Linked DNA regions of Homo sapiens: region 2 is linked to region 1. A link is a loop called in an ENCODE intact Hi-C map of the cell type or tissue named here. Cell type or tissue: Calu3. All regions are shown on one strand.

Evidence for each region. Peaks named below come from ENCODE experiments on the same cell type or tissue, not always from the same donor. Only the 100,000 strongest peaks of a DNase experiment are listed, where the experiment ranks them.
Region 2: a loop joins it to region 1, with 2.9 times the contacts of the local background. A loop is called at or near these places in 2 of 110 quality-filtered maps.

The regions. Positions count from the first base shown.
Region 1 is chr12:96,716,814-96,724,813 of GRCh38, forward strand. It overlaps CFAP54 (cilia and flagella associated protein 54), which reads left to right. Exons shown (of 68, transcript NM_001306084.2): 49 at 1,630-1,709; 50 at 3,592-3,752. Among named protein-coding and RNA genes, the nearest start is that of NEDD1, 190 kb to the right of the region's middle. RefSeq lists enhancers at 3,323-3,502, 3,523-3,632. In Calu3, no CTCF peak of the experiment used is centred here; DNase peaks (open chromatin) are centred at 3,368 and 3,718.
Region 2 is chr12:96,578,714-96,586,713 of GRCh38, forward strand. CFAP54 (cilia and flagella associated protein 54) reads left to right here. Exons shown (of 68, transcript NM_001306084.2): 21 at 1,884-1,976; 22 at 2,207-2,392. Among named protein-coding and RNA genes, the nearest start is that of CFAP54, 93 kb to the left of the region's middle. In Calu3, no CTCF peak of the experiment used is centred here; a DNase peak (open chromatin) is centred at 28.

The sequences.
Region 1 (8,000 bases):
AGAGGCCAGGAAGTATAGCTTGCCAGGTGCTCAGAAAGGAGAGGAGTATGCATATAAGTGAACATGATTAGTCTGAAACACAGATCCTAGATATGGTGTTATTTTTGCTGGTCATCCCATTGGGGTTCCTGTTTTGTTGGTATCAGCTATGCAATGGAGAAGGTGAAGTCAGTGAGATGTAGAGTGGCAGGCAGGTAACTAGCCTTCCTAAGGCATCAGGACTCCTATATCTCTTCGCCTATGGATGGCCTATCTGTCTAGCTCTTCTTTTTATTCTAGAGGAGAACACTCATGTGGGACCCATGTTAATTTTATCACACATGGGTTCATGAAAATGTCTAGGTTAAACTCTTCCTAGGGTCTTTTGTATGGTAACATGCATTCCAGGCTTCTTTTGTACCACGTTCAGGCATTTGGTTTGTCTCCATCATTGTCTCTGTCATTCTTACTTTCTCCCTTAGGTGAAAAAGCCCAGTCCCAGATCCTCCTGCTGGGCCTTCCAAGAGCCCTAGCCCTCCCTCATCCTCAGCTGACCCCTAGATTCAGACCCTCATAATTTAGGAGACTAGCCAGGTAGGGAAGTGTTGCTGTTGAAAGAGGAGAGGAAGTTCGGTGTATTAAGTTCCATGTTATTTCAGAATTTTTCTTTGTACTTAACAAACTTAATTTCTTCAGGTGGATATATTTTTCTGTCATTTGTAGTCAAATGATTTGTGGTTTATCTTTCTCTCCCACAGTCTAGAAGCCCAGTTGAATGAAGCAGGCAAAGACTGTGATCTGAATTCTCTCACTTCTCCCCTGTTCAGAATAAGAGCAGGCTTTGGATCGTGGATGGAGATTTTGAAAGAGATATTTGAGTATTGTGGATTATGCTCTTCCAGCTGGTCTCACGCTCAGCTCTTAGACTGAGGGGCTTGTTCACATCAGCAGAACTGATGCTTCCATGGAGATCTTATTGAAATGTTAGAAATATCTGGAAGAGGGCTTTCAGGAGTCCTGGGATCCCAGAAGAGGAAAAACTATATCAGTAGCCAATAACTTGAATAACATCACTAAATACCTAAAAAATTCTTTCAGAATTGTCTGATTTGTTGTAAGAATCAGCTTCAGCCTTCTAATATATGACATTAGGGACTATTTGATACAGGAATATGTTTCTATATTCCCGTGTTTCTATATTATCATTGTGTTTTTTAAAAAATTATTAAACTTATGGATAGTTTTCCTGTGAATGATGAGTTTTAAAAACTATTAATAGAATTAGGGTGGGTGCAGTGGCTCATGCCTATAATCCCAGCACTTTGGGAGGCCGAGGTGGGCAGATCACTTGAGCTCAGGAGTTCAAGACTAGCCTGGGCAACATAGTGAAACCCCATCTCTACAGAAAATACAAAAATTAGCCGGGCATGGTGGTGTGCGCCCGTAGTCCCAGCTACTCGGGAGGCTGAGGTGAGAAGATGGCTTGAGCCCAGGAGGTGAAGGTTGCAGTGAGCTGAGATTGTGCCACTGTGCTCCAGCCTGGGTGACAGAGCCAGACCCTGTCTCAAAATAAAATAAAATAAACCTAGAATTAATATTTAAACTAACCATAGATATCCTTGGTCCTTCCAAAATTTTGTGTCTTTATAGAGATATATTCAAAGGATGATGGAAGTTCATTTTATAATCTTACAAAACTTAAAGATGAGATCACTCTTAGCATGCTAAAGGTAAGTTTGAAACTGTTTTCAAACCATTAAGTTAGTTACCAAAAATCCACTATTAGGCCCTGGATGGGCCTGCTTTCAGAGTTATGCTTGCTCTTGTGAGAGCAGTTACCTTTTCTTGTGTAAGAATGGGTTGGAGCCAGAGGTGGAGTTTACTCCTCATGAGAAAAGTAGATGTCCAGTGGTGTCCAGCTTTGACTTCACAACCTGATTAAGGTGCTTCAGAAAATATGATTCGGCTGGGCGCGGTGGCTCACACCTGTAATCCCAGCACTTTGGGAGGCCGAGGTGGGCGGATCACCTGAGGTCGGGAGTTCAAGACCAGCCTGACCAACATGGAGAAATCCTGTCTCTACTAAAAATACAAAATTAGCTGGGTGTGATGGCGCATGCCTGTAATTCTAGCTACTCAGGAGGCTGAGGCAGGAGAATCGCTTGAACCCAGGAGGCAGAGGTTGCAGTGAGTCAATATCACGCCACTGCATTCTATTCTGGGCAAAAAGAGCGAAACTCCATTTCAAAAAAAAAAACAACAAAGAAACATGATTCATTATTTGGTGGGATATGAGTATTCCATCCCGTTTATCATTTCCCAATAATAGTGATGACAATGGCATCAACAGCTTTTGCATGATTATTTAATTTTTATAACTTTATGATGTAGGTAGTAATCATTTTGAACTGTGCTGTGCTGAACCATGAGAAAACTGAGGCTTAGACATCTAAGAATTTGACTAATATCATACAACTAATAAAATATAGATCCAGGAGAAGGACTACATCTTTTTGATTCAAAATCCATGTTCTTAAACATTATACTGAATTGCCCTAATATTTATATAATATTCACTGCTCTGCACAAATACATTTTTAGTGGCCTGTCACTTGAAAGATTGGTTGGTCCCTTTATCTTCTGCCATGTTAGGCTGCTATTTACTATTGATTGTCTACTGTAAAAATCTCATTATCTTCACATTACCAACTAGGTGACCATACTTTAACTTGAAATACAGTTGATCCACATTATTCACAGATTCTGTGTTTGCTAATTTGCAGATCTACTGAAATTTATTTGTAGCCTGAAAATCAACACTCTTGGCACTCTGTTGGCTATTCGTGAACACACGCAGAGCACAGAAAAATTTGAGCTGCTCAATGCACGTATTCCCAGCTGAGTTGAACAAGGAGATGCTCTGACTTTTTGTTGCCACTCTCATACTGTAAACAAGTGTCCTTTTCACGGTCTATTTAGTACCATGCTTTTTGAATTTTTGTCAATATTTACAATGACCCTCCAGCATAGTGCTGAAGTGCTGTGGAGCATTTCTAAGTTAAGAGGGCTGTGGTGTCCCTTATGGAGAAGCTATGTGTGTTAGATAAGCTTCCTTCAGAAGTGAGTGCTATTGGCTGTGAGTTCAAGGTTAGCAAATTAACAGTATATATTAAATATACTGTTATATATCCTTAGCCATAAACACACATTAAACAAGGAGGCTGTGTATTGAGCAGTTAATGAAAATGTTGTGACCAGAGGCTCTCGGGTACTTTTCTCCATGTCTCCCCTAGGAGCAATGGCTCAGTATCCAGTAATCAGTGTTTGCAAGAACTTTATAGAACATAACTACTGTGAATAGTAAGCACCAGCTGTGCACACAAGAAAAGGTCACTGTCATGCATGCTGACGCTTGCTTTCACTTTCCTTTTCGTTTTCTGTTGCCTTTTTCCTTTTTGCTGAACTCTCTTCTCTGGTAATTAGATACCAAGTTCCTTTTTGGTCTTCCATTCATTGTTACTTTTCAGTACATGAAAAATATTTGCTAAAGAAGAAAGAGACAGTATTTGTATTATTTCTGAACTCACGTGATGTATGGTATCCTTTCCTTAGTCGATGTTACTGATGGAAGCTGAGGACAGGCTAAACTTCCTTCTGTCCGAGGTGGAACAGAAGACCCTGTCTCAGTGCTCCGCTGGCGAGCTGGAGATTGTGGTGGAGGCCCGGCTTCAGCTGGCTGCAGTTGCTCTGCAGAGGCACCGGGCGGCATACAGGTGCGTCTCTCCATGCACAGGGGAGGGATACCTTTGAAGAGAGTTCCTTCACCCTAGTTTATTAAATAGACTTAAATTTTATGTAAGTTTTAGAAATTCCTATATCCATAGTATGCTTGCTTTTTATTATTCAGGGAAGTTTTCATACATGATTTCACTTAAAATTATAGCTCTGGCTGGGTGTGGTGGCTCATGCCTGTAATCCCAGCACTTTGGGAGGCTGAGGTGGGCAGATCACTTGAGGCCAGGAGTTGGAGACCAGGCTGGCCAACACGAAGAAACCCTGTCTCTACTAAAATATGAAAATTAACCAGGCTTTGTGGCGGCACATGTAATCCCAGCTACTCGGGAGGCTAAGGCAGGAGAATCACTTGAGCCCGGGAGGCAGAGGTTGCAGTGAGCTGAGATTGCCCCTCTGTACTCCAGCCTGGATGACAGAGCAAGACTCTGTCTCAAAAAAAAAAAAAATTACAGTTCTCAATAAAGCAATTATTTTATGAAGGCACACAGCTGGGTTGTTTAATTTCATATATAGAATGAACAAATTAACAATGCTTTGATTTTTTTATACATTTAATTTACTTTTTAAAAAGACTAAACCTTTTTACGAATAAAAGCTATGGAGTGTTTTCTTTTTTTCTAAAACATTGACTTAAAATATTAAAAACAAACCTATTTTGAAAAAGTAAGTTTCTGCATCATATTGCACTGAACTGTTTAATAAACTGTTGTAGGTAGCTAATTATTTAAATGTGCTGCAATTGTTAGTGTCAGCTCTTTCATTTAGTTTGTTCATCGATTTATTTATTTAGTCAACCAGTATCTGTTAACTCTCTCACTGCCAGGCTCTGATCTAGGCAGTGAAGATATAAAGATGCATAGAATACAATTTCTGTATCCATATGCTCACAGATATATAAGCAGTCAGGTAGAGTAGTAAAAATAATATTACAGCGCTTTTTTCATATTTAATAATATGGACATCCACATTCAAGAGTTTCTCCATGCCATTTGTGATAAACACTTCTATCATGAGGTCCTCTGACACATTCAATAGTGATTCATCTAATAATGCATACATTTCTTATCATTCATTAATTCGTTTAAAAAATAAGTTTGTGCACTTTCAATATGCTAGGCACTGTTCTAAGCTCCTGGCAAGTATCAGTGGCCCAATACTCATATATACAGTCTAAACAAAATATATAACAATATTGTGCAAAATCTTGCCCTATATTCTAATAGATAATAAACATGCTGGCAATAAACTATAAACACAAGTAAATTACAGAGTGTGGGCAAAAATGATAAGTGCTATGGAGAATATAAGGAGTAGAGGTTGGAGGGGGACGAGTTACCATTTTAAAATCGTGTGGTTGTAATAAGTGTGACTCCATTTTGATGTTCAATGGCTGACAGCTTTCAAGCCCGACCACTGTCCTTCTCTTTCTGCCCCTGACCTGAGCAAGCAGATAAGAAAGCCCATCTGTTCCCTCCTTTGGTGTTAGTGGAAAGTTCAAACCATGTAAGTCCTGGCCCATGTGCAGGAACTCTTACCTCAGTGCCACCCACCAACCACCATAAAACTCCAAGCCAGTCTCTTTTCCTTACTTTCTCCATACATTTTCCCACCTGTTTGGGAACCTGCTCTGATCTTCTTGCAAGGTCTCTTTATGTGAGCAGTACCCCATTTCATACCCTCTTGACGTGTGTGTATCTGGGATCAGTCGTGACATCTGAACCACATTTTGGGTGGTCAGGGCAGGCTTCATTGATGAGGTGACATCTGAACAAAGTACTTAAATGAGAGAATTATCCATGCAAATATCTATAGACAAAGTGTTACAGGCCATGGAGACATGCCTGATACATGTTTGAGGGACACCTCCAGGCCTCTTGTGGCTGGGGTGGAGTGAGTGAGGGGCAGAGTTGCAAGGGAGATCGGCAAAGAGGTAACTGGTGGACAAGGAGATTACATAAGACCTTTTGGCCAGGGTAAAGACTGACTTTGAGTGAAGTGGGGAGTCATTGTGGAGTTTTGAGCAGAGGAGTGACATGATCTGATTTTCATTGTAAAGGGTTGGCTCTTGCTGCTAGTGTGAGAATTGATTATAAGAGGAAAAGGGTGTGAAAGCAAGGAGATGAATTAAGGAGGCTATTATAATAACAGAAATATGGTGGTGTTTCTTACCAGTGTGATAGCACTGGAGGTAATGAGAAGTATTTGGATTCTGAGTAAATTTTGAAGGTAGAGCCATTCTGTTTTACAGATATTGGATGTAAGTTGTGAGAAAAAGAGAGGAGTCAAAAAAGAAGTGGTCATTAACTGAAATGGGGAGGTTGTAGGGGTGCAGCTTATTTAGGGGAAACACCAGGAATTAAAATTTGGATGTATGTAGTTTGAGATGCCCTTAGATGTACAATTGAAGATGTCAAGTATTCTGAGAGTCTTTAGAATATAGACAGTGTTATTCAAATCTTCCCAGCATAAAGAAAAGATAAATGTGTAAGGTGATGGATATACCAATCACTGCTATTTAATTATTACACATTATGTAATGTATCAAAATATTTTATGTACCCTGGAAGTATATATGTCTATTAAGCATCAATAAAAATACAATGATAAGAATAATACAAATTTAAAAGTACAGTATAACAACTAAAAAAAGTAAAGACAGAATTTTAATACTGGATGAGCTCCGTTAGGGGGTATAAATAGATGGAAGAGAGAAAAGGACCAAGGATCAAGCCCTGAGTTTTGTACTCCAACTTTACGAGACTGGGGAGAAAATGAGGAACCAGAAAGGGGACTGAGAAGAAGTGACCAGTAAGATAGAAGAAAACCAAGAGATTATGGAACCCTGAAAGCCAAGTGAAGAAAGTGGTTGAGGAGAATGGAGTGACCAACTGTGCCACAAGCTTCTGATAGATTGAGTAAGGTAAGGATAGAGAGTTGACCCCTGGATTTAGCATGGAGGCCAATGGTGACCTTCACAGGAGTAACTTTAGAAGATGCTTGGGAAAGATTATGTTTAGAGTTGTTTATGAGAGAATGGGAAGAGAGAAACTGGAGCCCACAAATAAAGATGATTCTTTTTTTTTTCTTTTTTTAAATTATTATTATTATACTTTAAGTTTTAGGGTACATGTGCACAGTGTGCAGGTTAGTTACATATGTATACATGTGCCATGCTGGTGTGCTGCACCCATTAACTTGTCATTTAGCATTAGGTATATCTCCTAATGCTATCCCTCCCCCCTCCCCCCACCCCACAACAGTCCCCAGAGTGTGATGTTCCCCTTCCTGTGTCCATGTGTTCTCAGTGTTCAGTTCCCATCTATGAGTGAGAACATGCGGTGTTTGGTTTTTTGTCCTTGCAATAGTTTACTGAGAATGATGACTTCCAATTTCATCCATGTCCCTACAAAGGACATGATCTCATCATGTTTATGGCTGCATAGTATTCCATGGTGTATATGTGCCAGTTTCTTAATCCAGTCTATCATTGATGGACATTTGGGTTGGTTCCAAGTCTTTGCTATTGTGAATAGTGCCGCAATAAACATACATGTGCATGTGTCTTTATAGCAGCATGATTTATAGTCCTTTGGGTATATACCCAGTAATGGGATGGCTGGGTCAAATGGTATTTCTAGTTCTAGATCCCTGAGGAATCGCCACACTGACTTCCACAATGGTTGAACTAGTTTACAGTCCCACCAACAGTGTAAAAGTGTTCCTATTTCTCCACATCCTCTCCAGCACCTGTTGTTTCCTGACTTTTTAATGATTGCCATTCTAACTGGTGTGAGATGGTATCTCATTGTGGTTTTGATTTGCATTTTTCTGATGGCCAGTGATGATGAGCATTTTTTCAGGTGTCTTTTGGCTGCATAAATGTCTTCTTTTGAGAAGTGTCTGTTCATATCCTTTGCCCATTTTTGATGGGGTTGTTTGTTTTTTTCTTGTAAATTTGTTTGAGTTCATTGTAGATTCTGGATATTAGCCCTTTGTCAGATGAGTAGGTTGCGAAAATTTTCTTCCATTTTGTAGGTTGCCTGTTCACTCTGATGGTAGTTTCTTTTGCTGTGCAGAAGCTCTTTAGTTTAATTAGATCCCATTTGTCAATTTTGGCTTTTGTTGCCATTGCTATTGGTATTTTAGACATGAAGTCCTTGCCCATGCCTATTTCCTGAATGGTAATGCCTAGGTTTTCTTCTAGGGTTTTTATGGTTTTAGGTCTA
Region 2 (8,000 bases), 140 kb before region 1:
ATCAGCACTAGATGGTGCTATGGGCTTAAATAAGTTTTCTGGGTTGAGGCTTCAGCCATCTTTTGTTTTCTCAAAATCTCTTGTTGAGGCATTCATTTCATTAAAATCTACTTTTGTAGTTGAAAATGCTAATGTTATTTATATTACGTATAAACTGTTCTAAAGTTAGTACTGATTTGTTCATGATGTCTCTACCCTTATGTAGATTCTAATTACACATTGTTTCTTAGAGTTACATAAACTGATATGTCTTCATCTGTGGAACAAAATAAAAATATAAAGCCTGCTTGTAAAAATGCTTTTAGAGAGAATTTTACCCTCCAAATTCTGGTTTATATAATAGAACTTGGAGCAATAGTGATATAAATCATAGAACATAGTCTTTCTGCCTTTTTTCTTCTTTGAAAAATAGTATCTTTTTGCATGGGAAATCAAAGGAAGTTAGTTTTGCATTTTTTTTTTCTGAGATTCATCTGATTTTTTTTTTCTACCCTATTCTCCAGCTTCAGGTTCCTTCTGTGTTCTCTTTGTCCTGTTCTGCCTTTGACTAGTGCTTTTTAATCAGTTGTGCATATCACAGTCACCTGAGAAATGTTCTTTGGAAAGACAAAGATGCGGAAACTTGCATCAGAAATTCTAATTCATTGAAGCTAGACAGGCTTGGGTATCTGTAATTTACAAAAATGGTTCATTCTGTACAAATTTGTATTTTAAAGAAGTAATTCTGGAGCACAGTCAGTGTTGAGAACCACTTGTGTCAATTGGACATAGTTAGTATTTTTCTGTTGACCTGAAGGAAGGAGTAGCAGGCACAAGCTGTAAGACGTAGTTGTATTTAGAGACAATTGTATTTTTTTTAGAGGCAATTGTATTTTTCCTTCTTTCTAGCTTGCCTTGTAGTTTAGGAGTTGCCTCTGGGAAGAAGGTAATGACACAGTCATGACCCCTATAACCCTCAGCAGTATGGCTTGTTCATAATACTACCCCGTCAGGTGTCACCTAGCTCCCTTTTTCTCTGTAGGGAGAATAGTTCATTCCAATAATGAATCTTCATTATCTTGACACCTCGGCGAAAGGATCATTGTCTAACTATTTAATCAAGGTTAAATTTTGTTGTTTCTGTGGGATTTATATTTTATGTTTGATTTATGTCTAATGTTTTTATTTAAAATATAAAATTAAACTAAATATAAAAATTATCAAAGTAATATCATGTTTCAGAAAATGTATAAATTGGAGAAAAAAATTGGCCCATTATTTACCTATCATCTTACCATTTTATCATCCAAATCCTACTGCTGTTCTTATTTAGGGGTGTTTTCTTCTAGGCTTTTTCATATGTATTTTTATATTTTATTTAAAATAATATATTTTAGTATCTTGCTTCTCTTTCCACTTGCTTTTTTTGTCATACATTATCATGTAAAATATGAAAATCACTTGAGTGTTAATCTTTTTTTTTACATCAAGACAAAGTCATTTTAGGAGTCAACCCTGCCACTATCTGTCTGATCTTAGGCAAAGTTATTTAACATCTCTGCATCTCCATTTCCTGTGAAGCAAAATGACAATAGTAATCCCATCTCATAGAGTTGTGCATATTAGAAAATATCTGTAAATTTCCTAACAGTACTTAGCAGTAGGAACTGTTCAATTAATGGTGGTTAAAATAATTAATAATGAATAATATCTTAGTCTTAATTGCCTCAGTAAACTAGCTAAGGTTACTTTTACTCTTTAAAGATTAAACCTAAGTATATTTGTAAACTTGGATTTCATGTTTTAAAACCTGAATCATTACATTTTTATTTAGAAAAGTATTTTTTTTGTTACATTGATATAAAAGAATGCCTTTTAAACAGGCTCATTTTTCTCGTCGGCAGGTCTCCTGGTACTGCATTTTGGGTTGCAAAGCAGAAGGAAGTTATGGAAAAGTACGGCTAAACAATAATCATCTCCCAAATTCAGGAGAAGCGGTACGTCAAATTAAACATCAGGAAATCTTACTGAAGCCTTTAATGATAATTAAATTTTTAAATGAAGTCATTGTTTTGGTGAATCTCTCTAATTTCCACCTGAATCATAACTAAAATCCAACAATGAAAGAAAAAGGTTTTTTTTTAATAGAAGGTTTACTTAATTGTATTTTAAAAGTCATGTTATTTTAATTTTTCATGTATAACTTGAAATATATTTTTCTTAATAGATACCAGCTGACGGTAAAAGTGTTTTTGAAGTGAAAGGTTTAGAAACCAATGAAAAGTATGTATTTGCAGTTGCTGCCTATTCTAACAACGGAAAGCTTGTCGGTGGTGCTATTGGGGAGACAACTAAACCAATTCTGGTTTATCCCCCTCTTTCTACTATTACTGCTCGGATGTTCCTGACACAGGTAGAAAAGATTTCTGCTAATTTTTTCCACTGTGTTTTTTTTTCCATTAAGCAGTTATGAAGTAATTTCTGATGGAAATAAAAATCACAGCAGATATTCTAAAGCTCCTATAACACATATTATCCATTACTACAGTTTTGTCTCATAAAATATGAATCATTCCTTCTCTTATTAGTAAATTTGCTTTTTGACAATAACATTTTTTCCCCTGGATTACAAATGTAACACATATATATTAATTTTAGAAATGCTGGAAAACACTGAAATGCATAAAGAAGAAAATAAATGTTATCTGTTATCCTATCATCCAGAGTAGCAGAGTTCTTACCCTGGGGCAATTTTGTCAATGTCTAGAGAAATTTTCAGTTGTCACAAACTAGAGGGGTGCTACTGGCATCTAGTGAGTAGAGGCCAGGGAGGCTGATAAACATCCTACAATGTACCGGATAGCCCGCATAGCAAAGAATTATCCAGCATAAAATGTCAGTGGTGTCAAGATTGAGAAACCCTAATCCAGAGATATCCTTTTATTTTTGTGTATCTATCTGCCTATTTATCTATCTAATTAATATATATATATATATACATGCACACACACGTGTATATGAATTTATGTACAATATATAATTTAAATCATAGTATACATATTATTTTACATCCTGATATTTTCACTTAACATATAATTGACATTGCTGTATTCCATTAAGTATTCTTCCAAAACATAATTTTTAATGGTTCCATGGCATTGAATCTTATGGATATATAATAGTTTGTTAGTAATTCTCCATTGCTAAACATCTAGATACTTTCCAGTCTTTTGCTATTATAAACAAAGCTATGATGCCCAACTTTGTATATAAATCTTTACCTACATCCATGATTACTTTCTTAGGGTAAATTTATAAAAGTAAAACTTCTGGATCAGTAGAGGCAGAGAGACCTGAGTTCAAATTCCAGCTTCTCACACTATCACAGCCATGTGATAGTGGACAAGTAATTTTCATCTGTGAAGCAAGAGTAGCAGTAGTAGCTACTTCCCAGAGGTATTATGAGTATTAAATGGAATTATGCCTGTCAAATATTATCACACAGTAGGCATTGAATAAATAGTATTGTTTTTAGTTAGGGATATACTCATGAATTAATGTTTTTTGTCGAAATAGTTGTTGCCTGACTTAAAACATGTCATCAGTGAAGAGGATGCTAGGAAGAGTGACTCATTGACATAGGTCTCAAGTATCTAATTTTAAGCCTATTCTTGACTGTAGAGCTGATGGCTTTTCTAAATTTTGTCATATTTCTATTCTATTTTCTCTTAATAGTTGATTAGTAATATAAGATAAGATCTTAGTGGCATTTTATATAGCATATTTTTCAAAGAAAATTAAATTGAGAGAATTACTAGGATTTGTCTAGTATTGGTTTAGCGTGTCATACTGGCTCATGGTTTTCTGATGTTTTGGTATCTTTGGAATCTAATATATTCCCTAATTTGCAGTGATGGAGTTATTGTGAGGAACTGAATATTTCATCAAGGCCTAATTTTTCTCCAGGGAGTGGTTTGACTCTTGGGCTTAATTTGGTAGAACTTTCATTGAAAGTTAATAAAACTAAGTCAGAGCTATACTGCTGGGATAATGAGTAGTGTCATGAAGTAATGACCTGTGTTTCTTTACTGACACTATATTTGCAGTTCTGTAGTTTATTTATGATGGTTTATGTGCATTCTGTCTCATAATGTTAAGAGGCTAAAGCAAAGCTTTCTCACTTATTAAACCTCCTTAATTTATAACTTAAGTTTAAGCTTTTAAGTTTCAGCAAGTTAATGTACCTCTATTTTGTAAGTGCAATCTAATTTTCATGAGAGTGGTTAGTTTCTAGTTTCAGGACAGTTCTTTTCTTTAAAACATATTATTATAAATATTTGATAGTAAAGCATGGAGACGTTTCACTAAATGCCTGTGATTAACTTGGCTTTTGGGACTTTAGGTTGTACTTTTTACTCAGCATTATTCTGTAAATATTAATAAAATCAAGTGAATCTCTACTAGGCTTTCCCTAAATGTAGAAGGCTATTAGTTTAGTGTATCTGGAAATTTTTTTTTGAGGAAACTTTTTGAATTATCTATTTTCTGTGGCTATTTTCTCTTCTTTTTAGACTATTTCTTTTTATTCCTCCTCGTTAAGTAGAAAATGACTAGATAATATCATATAAATGTAGAAGAGTAGAAATCTGTGAGCAGGATTCTGATCTTGACCTTGGAGACTGATTTTAGGCAAATTGGTCTCAATTTTCCTATCTGTAAAATGGATGTAAGACAAAATGCCATATTTGAGTGAATTGTTGAACTACCAAATCAAGTAGTGAGTGGGCACAATGGCTTACTGAGATAAGAAAAGGAGGAATATCGTTTATTTAAGAACTACTGTGTACCAGGCATTTAAAATTTATTATTCCACTTATTATAATAACTCCATGAGGTAGTATGATTACTTTTCTTTTATAGTTGAAGGAACAGATTAATTTAATCCTTCCTCTGCCAAACCCACTGTATCCCTAAAAGGGTGTCTCAGGGAGGTTAAGAAATGTACCCAAGGTTGCTCAGGTAGCAGATGTCAAGCCTGACACTTGGACCAGCTCATGCCTTTGGACTGCTCTGTCCAGGTTCCAGGAAGTCATGTATTGGACACCTAACATGTGCCAAGTCTCCTAGAGCCTGCATCTCTCCAATCTATTAAGTGACCCTCTGCTCCTTAGAGAGCTCCTCTTCTCTTTAACCCTCTTCCTTCCCTTTCACTGTCTTTACCTCTTCCTCTATCAATTTTCTTTTTATTCTCTCCCTGTGTTGGTGTTAATCAGCAGGTCTTCATGATCTGTATTGGCAGTAGAGTTTGATGTTGGAACATGAATGCTTTGTCAGCAATCACGATGGTGGCAGGTGAAGGGGAAATGAAGTTCACACGACTCCCACTTTGTATGTGAATTCATTAAAACCCATTATTAATCAAAACTCCTTTTATTAATAATGGTTTGTCTTTTGTCTATTTTATTTTTCATTCAAATAAAAAAAAAATAGGCCCAGTGTAGTGGCTCACGCCTGTAATCCCAGCACTTTGGCAGGCTGAGGGAGGCAGATTGCTTGAGGTCAGGAGTTCAAGACCAGCCTGGGCAACATGGCGAAACCCTGTCTCTATTAAAAATACAAAAATTAGCCAGATGTGGTGGCACGCACCTGTAATCCCAGCTACTTAGGAGGCTGAGGTGGGAGGATTGCTTGGGCCCAGGAGGTGGAGGTTGCAGTGAGCCAAGATTATGCCACTGCATTTCAGCCTGAGTGACAGAGCGAGACCCTGTCTTAAAAACAACAACAATAACAACAAAAAGAGTTTTAACTCTTCTTTTCCCTCTCATCCTCTAACTGAAGATTACCACTCTTTCCACTCATCTATTATTTATGGATGAATCATTTAGTCAATGTTTATCTTGTGCCAAGTTATATGCTAGATGTCATCACTTCATCCTTTGAAATATGTTTTTTTTTTTTATCAATCTCATTACAATGACAGTAATACTTGTTTAGATAATTCTGACTTATAGTTTCAGTTAAAACCCTGATTGCAAGTCATGGAACCAGCTCAGCTTGGGGTAATGCAGCTAGGCCCTGGGAATGCAGCAGAGTCCAAGCAGCTCTAGGTCTCATACTTCTGGTTCACCCTGTGCGTCTGCTTTCTTGTATTTTTCTCTAAACATTAGCTTTCATTACTTCTCCATCTTTGGAGGAAAGGTGGCAGTTCCTGAGTTTTTATATATCCCTCAATTTAAGCTATAAATGGAGATCAGCTGACTAGCCTCTAACTGTGGCTCCAAATTCCTGGGAAAGAGAATGTGATTGGCCCACCCAGTATAATAAAGAGTCTGATCTCTCTCTCTCTCTTTTTTTTTTTTTCTTGAAATGATCTTACTCTGTTGCCCAGGCTGGAATGCCGCTGATCTCATTTTCGATGTTTGACAACTGACTTGTGACTTGTTTTTATTTTTTTGACTTCTTTTTATTATTTATTTATTTTTCTTTGAGTTGGAGTCTCACTCTGTTGCCCAGGCTGGAGTGCAGTGGTGCGATCTCAGCTTACTGCAACCTCCACCTCCCGTGTTCAAGCCATTCTCCTGCCTCAGCCTCCTGTGTAGCTGGGATTACAGGCGTGTGCCACCATACCTGGCTAATTTTTGTATTTTTAGAAGAGATAGGATTTCATCATGTTGTTTGAAAACGTTAGGGCTTTTACTCTAGCTGTTCCTTCTGCAAATGCTCTTCCCCCAGAGAGCCATTCCCTCATCTCCTTCAAGTCTCTGCTTAAATCTCACCTTCCTTGATCACCCTATTTAATATTGTAATCTACCTTCCATTCCCCCACTTCACAGACCTAAGACTGGTCACGAACTCCTGACCTCAGGTGATCTGCCCACATTGGCCTCCCAAGGTGCTGGGATTACAGGCATGAGCCACAGCGCCTGGCTGCAACTTGTTTTTAAACCTCACCCTTCTTTTTGCCTTTGGCCCCACATCTGGGCAGGATGATAAGAAGGCCTATGAGCTCTCCTTTTTATTTTGTGGCAGCAGGAAATTTAAACCTTACAGCCAGCATGGACTTTCCCCAGTCCTATCTCTCAACTCCTATGAAGGCCCAACCTGCTTTCTCCCTCTGCTTTGCCCAAGCCAGCCCAGACAGTCATGTGCCTGCCAAGCTTTCCCAAGAAGTCCCTTGTGTAAGCAATATACTTTCTCTCAAATTTTCCTGCTGTATGGAGTGTCATCAGTCTTAACATCAGAACCACACTTTGGATGGGGGCCCATCTTGCTTTGCAGGGGAGTCTCTAACAACCTTGTTATAGTCTAGTACAACTGCTGGGTGTCCTTCTCTGTGGGTAGAGGGATATTATCAGGAAAAGAGGATTTTTAAATTCACTCAACACATTATTTGAGTGCTTACTCTGTGCCAGGCATTGCCCCAGGTTAGTGACTCTAAAACTTGAGTGCACATAGGAATGACTTGGAGTACTGGTTAAGCAGATTGCTGGATGCCACTGCCAGAGTTTATGATTCACTAGGCCTGAGTTTGGGTCTGGGAATTTGCATTTCTAACAAGTTCCTGGGTGATGCTGAGGCCCAGGGACCATACTTTGAGAACTGCTGTTCTAAGCAACGTGAACAGAATGCCATGGTAGGAGATAGGTAATAAACAATGACCACAGTAAACAAGTAAATTATCTAGTATTTCAGAAGATAATGAATGCTATGGAAAAACCAAGTGGAGTATGTAAAACGAATTGGAAATGTGAAGTAGGGGAATGGAAGGTAGATTACAATATTAAATAGGGTGATCAAGGAAGGCGAGATTTAAGTAGAGACTTGAAGGAGATGAGGGAATGGCTCTCTGGGGGAAGAGCATTTACAGAAGGAACAGCTAGAGCAAAAGCCCTAAGGTTTTCAGAAGTGTACCTGGTATGCTTGGTAAACAGCAGGAAGCTTGTGTGACTGGAGCAGAGGGACCCATGGAGAGTAAAAGGGACAGGTCAAAGAGCTAAGGTGTGAGTGGGTAGATGGGGAGC